Linked DNA regions of Homo sapiens: region 2 is linked to region 1. A link is a contact called in ENCODE Hi-C or POLR2A ChIA-PET data. All regions are on one chromosome and are shown on one strand. Each heading gives the region's core, a stretch centred on a gene start or an enhancer-like site at or near the end of the contact. The rest is flanking DNA. Distances are from core to core; before and after follow the strand shown. Region 1 holds the start of HM13-AS1 (HM13 antisense RNA 1). Region 2 overlaps MYLK2 (myosin light chain kinase 2).

What was found. Hi-C counts contacts between places; a loop is a spot of excess contacts on that map. ChIA-PET counts read pairs that join two places held with the same protein, here RNA polymerase II (POLR2A). Pooled maps may share reads with other maps.
Region 2: a pooled map shows a loop between it and region 1 (2.4-fold over the local background). The contact joins the enhancer-like site here to the promoter of HM13-AS1 in region 1. A Hi-C loop is called at or near these places in 4 of 168 maps with a recorded cell type or tissue (K562, PC-9, ascending aorta and 1 more) and 8 of 50 pooled maps. POLR2A ChIA-PET finds 5 or more read pairs at or near these places in 3 of 52 experiments (HepG2, PC-9 and activated CD4-positive, alpha-beta T cell).

Annotation. Positions count from the first base shown.
Region 1 is chr20:31,571,985-31,574,588 of GRCh38, reverse strand. HM13-AS1 (HM13 antisense RNA 1) reads left to right here and starts at 1,326. Exons shown (of 3, transcript NR_046853.2): 1 at 1,326-1,447; 2 at 1,666-1,790. LOC107985416 (a long non-coding RNA gene) reads right to left here and starts at 1,579. Exons shown (of 3, transcript XR_005647051.2): 1 at 1,151-1,579. RefSeq lists a silencer at 1,047-1,626 and an enhancer at 1,428-1,969.
Region 2 is chr20:31,821,580-31,824,183 of GRCh38, reverse strand. MYLK2 (myosin light chain kinase 2) reads right to left here. Exons shown (of 13, transcript NM_033118.4): 4 at 2,447-2,604; 5 at 602-707. Among named protein-coding and RNA genes, the nearest start is that of MYLK2, 3.5 kb to the right of the region's middle. RefSeq lists enhancers at 1-418, 419-946, 1,414-1,473 and a silencer at 1,064-1,113. Within about 2 kb of position 1,293, at least 8 of the 41 ENCODE cell types and tissues checked have a DNase peak (open chromatin) inside an H3K27ac peak, as active enhancers do; they include ascending aorta, where a contact is called at or near this core.

The DNA of each region.
Region 1 (2,604 bases), core at 77-2,576:
GACACAGCGAGACTATGTCTCAAAAAAATAAATAAATAAAATAAAAAAAAAATGCAAAGTGAGCAGGGTGTGGTAGCACGCACCTGTAGTCCTAACTACTCAGGAGGCTGAAGTGGGAGGATGGCTTGAGTGCAGGAGTTCAAGGTTACAGTGAGCTATGACTGCCACACTGCACTCCAGCCTGGACTACAGTGAGAGCCTGTCTCAAAAACCAACAAGCAAAATACCCACCCACACACAGCTTAGTTTACATATATAGCAAAAATCTTCTTCCAAGCCACCTAACTCCTTTGTATATTCCTTGCCCTCAAATTTACTCAAAATAGTATCTCCCTTTTTTTAATATTTTGGAGACTCTTCCATAAATATCTATTGAGAACACACTATGTGTGATTTCCATGTATTTATTTATTTTACTTAATCCTCACAGCCATTATGTAGACGAGGAAAGTGAAGCTCAGAGATGGGAAGTCACTTGCCTGAAGCCGCAGGTTGGTAAACATTAGACTCTAGGTAATTTGATAATTTGTGTCCATTTATGAAGTGCCTGCTGTAGCCAGGCCCTCAGGATTGTCCCAAACCTTTATAGTCACTCTTACAACAAATACTGAGTGCCTTCATGTTTCAGGCAATGGGCCAAGTGTTGGGGCTACGGTGGAGAGGAAAACAAAGGCTTAGCCCATGGTTGAGGGAGGTTCAATTGTTCACCCCATTTTTCAGGTAAGAAAACCAAGGAAGAGAAGGGAAAGAAAGTGTCCTGAGATCACACGGTCACACGAAAATAGCTGAGGCACGGCGCGGTGGCTCACGCCTCTAATCCCAGCACTTTGGGAGGCCGAGGTGGGAAGATTGCTTGAGCCTGAGTTCGAGACCAGCCTGAGCAAGAGTGAGAACCGCCGTTTCAACTAGGGGAAAAAAAAAAAAGCCAGGCGTGGTGGGACACACCTATATTCCCACCTGAGGTGGGAGGATCGCTTGAGCCCAGGAGGTCGAGGTTGCAGTGGGCCGTGATCGCGCCACTGCACTTCAGCCTGGGCGACAGAGTGAAACCCTGCTGCACAAATAAAAGAGAAAAGGGAAAAAGAGCGGAGACAGGCAGCCCCGCTTTACAGGTAGGGAAAGTGAGGCACAGAGAAGTAAAACGACCTACCCAAGGAAACCCATCTAGTAAAGGCAGGGACCGGGATCGCAGGCTCTTGGAGCTCACCAGTCCCCGCCGGGCGGTGCTTGGCCCCTCCTTCCCCTCCGGCGGGCGTGGCCCGGCCGGGCCCGCCCCCTCCCCTGCGCGCGTTCCTGGCAGCCCGGCCGGCGTTTCCTGCCTGCGTCGCTGAGCTGGCGGGCGGGCAGCCCATCTGGCGGCCCCCGCGGGGCGGCGCGGGGAGGCGGCCCAGACTTGCTGGAGCCAGGCGCCGGCCCGGGGGCCCCCCTGCCCGCCTGGAGAACCCAGGTGTGGCCGCGGCGGGGGTGGGGGGTGGTGCTTTCCTTCCCGCTCGCTCGGCCCTTCCTGACGCACCAGGGCAGGATGCAGCCTCCTCCCGTCCTCTCCTCGGCCTCCGCCTCCCGCGCCCTGGCCCGGAATGCTGGAGGGAATCCAAACGCAGGGCGGGGAGGCAGGGGCAGGCCCCTGAGGCCCCGCCCCTGATAGCCATTTGATACCACCGCTAGTCTTGCCCGTGTTTGGGGTGACTCAGCTTCCCTGCTTGTGCAAGAACAGCTGAACTCTGACCTCCTGAATGGCCGACTCTTGCCTTGCTCCTCAGGGACCCCAGACACGATCGTAGGAACCGGAGGTACTACTGCCCTAAGCCATAGCGCTTGACATTATCCATTTATTCAGCAGTTTCAAGTCGCGGCAAGCGGCGTTTGACCACTTCTGTTCCCTGCCCAGTGCTTAACTGGTACCTGGTGCCGGCCTGATGGAGGCTCTGAAGGCTTTCCCTCAGAAAGCTGGACCCGCCCTGGGAAGCAGGTCCTAACCCCCCTTCACAGTCGAGCACAAGACCGCTTCATTCACACTGCAGGAGCCAGCCCTGCTGTCAGACTGACGGTGCCAAACCCCCTTCTCCAATGCTGCCCCCAAAAGGAACCAGGGATCCATTATCCTGATCATGTCAAACGGCACCACGGTGAATACGAGTCTTGGAAGCCAGACACTCTGGGTTCACATGCCCCCTGGGCCCGCCCTTACGGTCTCTGCCTCAGTTTCCCCATCGTAAGAATGATGTAGGTACCTCAAAGTGTTGTTACAACGATTAAGTAAATCTTAAGATACATTTGAAACTTGAACACGGGTTTCAATTGTGCAGGTGCACTTAAACGTGGACTTTTTTTCTACCTCTGCCACCCCTGAGACACCAAGACCAACCCCCTCCTCTTCCTCAACACAGAGACCAGGATGAAGATCTTTATTTATGATGATCCACTTTCACTGAATAATTTTTTTTTTTTTGAGACGGAGTCTCACTCTGTCCCCCAGGCTGGAGTGCGGTGGTGCAATCTTGGCTCACTGCAACCTCCGCCTCTTGGGTTCAAGTGATTCTCCCACCTCAGCCTCCTGAGTAGCTGGGACTACAGTCGCCTGCCACCATGCCAGGCTAATTTTTG
Region 2 (2,604 bases), core at 44-2,543, 250 kb before region 1:
AACTTGGTCCCAGACCCAGTGGTGCCTCTGGATCCCCTTTGGTGAGATGGGAGCACTCACCCCAGCCAGCCCTGACTCCCTCCTGAAGCTGTGAGCTGTTCTGCCAGGACAATGGCTGAAGCAGGTTCTTTGAACCACACAGACCACGTGCACAGGAAGAGCAGGCGTGTAGGGAGGATGGCCCTGGGATGCGACCCTTAGAGGTTTAGGGCAGGCAGGCCCTGGGCCCTGGGGGAGGGCACCTTCAGGCAGAGGGAGGATCTGCAGAGGTATAAGACTGAGTCAGGGCTTTTTACAAAGCAGGAATCACCATGAGGGGGTCAGTGTGGTGCCTGGAGCTGAGACAGACAGAAAAATGCTGTGTATTTCCTACGGAAGCACTGAATGGCTGACGGTGCGTCTGAGTAAGTGACAGCAACACTGAGTGCACATCAGCATGTGACAGCTGCACACAGTGTGTGTCCCACACAGAGGTGAACATGTCCATGTGGCCATGTCTCAGCGGGGTGTGTGTCTGGGCCTTGCACAGGGGAAATGTGAAGCCACAGGAGCCCGGTGTACTCTCTGTCCATGAGTGCCCAGCTGGGGTCCCAGATCTCACCCTCCGAGCGCCTCCTTGGAGTTCATACTGAATTCACTGCTGACATTCCCGGTCCTCAGCTCCACCATGCGGTGAGGGAAGGGGGCCGGAGGTGGCGGGCAATCATCTGGGGGACAGAGCACAGCCCTCATGGTCAGTGCCAGGGGCTGCTGAGGATTCCCCTTGGCACCACCCCTCCTGCTGGCCTGGGCCCCATCTAGGGAAGTTAAGTTCACCAAGTGATACCTGGGGGACACCTGGCTCCAGGATAGGGGCTATGGGGCCCAGTTTCCAATATCAGTTCTGCCACCAACACAACACTCCTATCAGGGAGGACCAGCTTCTCCTGGCAGAACAAACGGGATGGGAGCTTGGACTTTTTGGACCCTCTGCATTATAAGACACAAGGACTCCATCCCAAGCTATCTGCATTTCCACCAAAAACAATCAAACACAGCAGCTATAAAGCGGAATGCCAGGCAGTGGGGTTGCTATGTCTGAATAATGGGGTAGGTGGTGGGACCTGCCCACCCTCCATCCTAATAACACCGCAATCTGGCCAGACCACCCATGGCGGGGCGGGACCGGGGACCGTGCTGTTTGGTGGGGAGAGGGCGCCACCTAGCGGCAAGTGTGGGGAACCGCTCGCCCTGAAGGCTGGCAGGCCGGCAGGCGGTCATCAGGAATGGAAACCTCTTTATAAATAGCAAGAGGCGGCAGGGAAGCCGGGCTGGTGATAAATCAAACGGCCTTTGGAGGTGGTTCAGATCCTGTCACTCTAGGATGCGATTTCGGGGCGGGGCGGAGGTCTCTGCGGCTGCTAGGGGCGGAGGCAGGGCTCCTGGCTGCCGCCCAGCCGCCAGGTCCTCCCACCCTGTCTGGGTGGCACGGTGCCGCTCACCAGGCAGGCTGGCGGGTCTCCCAGGGCACTTCAGCCTGGAGGCAGGGGGGTGTCAGGACACTCTGGGTTCTCCTGACCCCATCTCACCCCACCCCCAGCCCTGCCGCACCCCTGCCCAGGCCCTTTCCCTATTCACCTGCTGGCCAAGCTCACTCACACTCAGTGCTCTCTGCAGCCCATGAACAAGCCACGGGCTGCTTGTCTAATCATCAATGAAGGCCACTCCACAGTCCTGCCCCATTGCACATGCCCAGCTTCCTTGGTCACTGCTCCCACACACAGGCACCTGTGCTCCTCAGCGCATGAGCCCTCTATAGCTCCCACGACCCCACCCCACTATACAGTTTAGCTACTAAGCCTGGCATTTGAGCCCTTCTACAGATTGACTCCAAATTCCATTGCCCAGGGAGTTTGTGTTGCTCCAATAATCTGCCTGATTTTTCTTTTTTTTAACTTCATTTTAGTCAAAGTAGAAAAAACTCAAAAGTGGGTTCTGGAGTCTGGGTGGCCTGACAGGTTCAAATCCTGTCTTCACTGGATATGTTTGGGCACTTCATTTTCCTTTTTCTGAGCCTTCCTTTCCCCATCTATCAAAAGGGAATACTAAATTTAAAAATAAAAATACATCTTAAAAAATAAGATTGAAGAAAGCCAGGTATGGTTGTACACGCCTGTAGTCCCAGCTACTCGGGAGGCCAAGGTGGGAGGATCACTTGAGGCTGGGAGTTTGAAGCCAGCCTGGGCAACGTAGCAAGACCCTATCTTTTAAAACAAATAAACAAATGAATAAACATACGTTAAAAAAGGAATACTTTCTGGAGTTGTGTGACCCTTAGATGAATGGGCCTGGGTAAGGCTTGGCTCAGGGCAGTTCAGACCTCCGAATAGGTAGACTTGGGACTGACAGCCCCCTTCCCTCCCCCTGGCCCCAGGGCAGCCCCAGCCCCCACCTGCCCCTGGCCTACCCAAAATCTGGAAGCAGTCCTCCTCCCTGGCTGTGAGACAGAGGGCCTGCCCCACCTCGGATTTCTCTGAGGGAACAGCCTGGAACTCAATCCCCCTCGAGGTGTCCCCTTGCATCTTAGCCTGGCCAGCCTGGCCTGGGGTTTTCTCTCCCACTTCC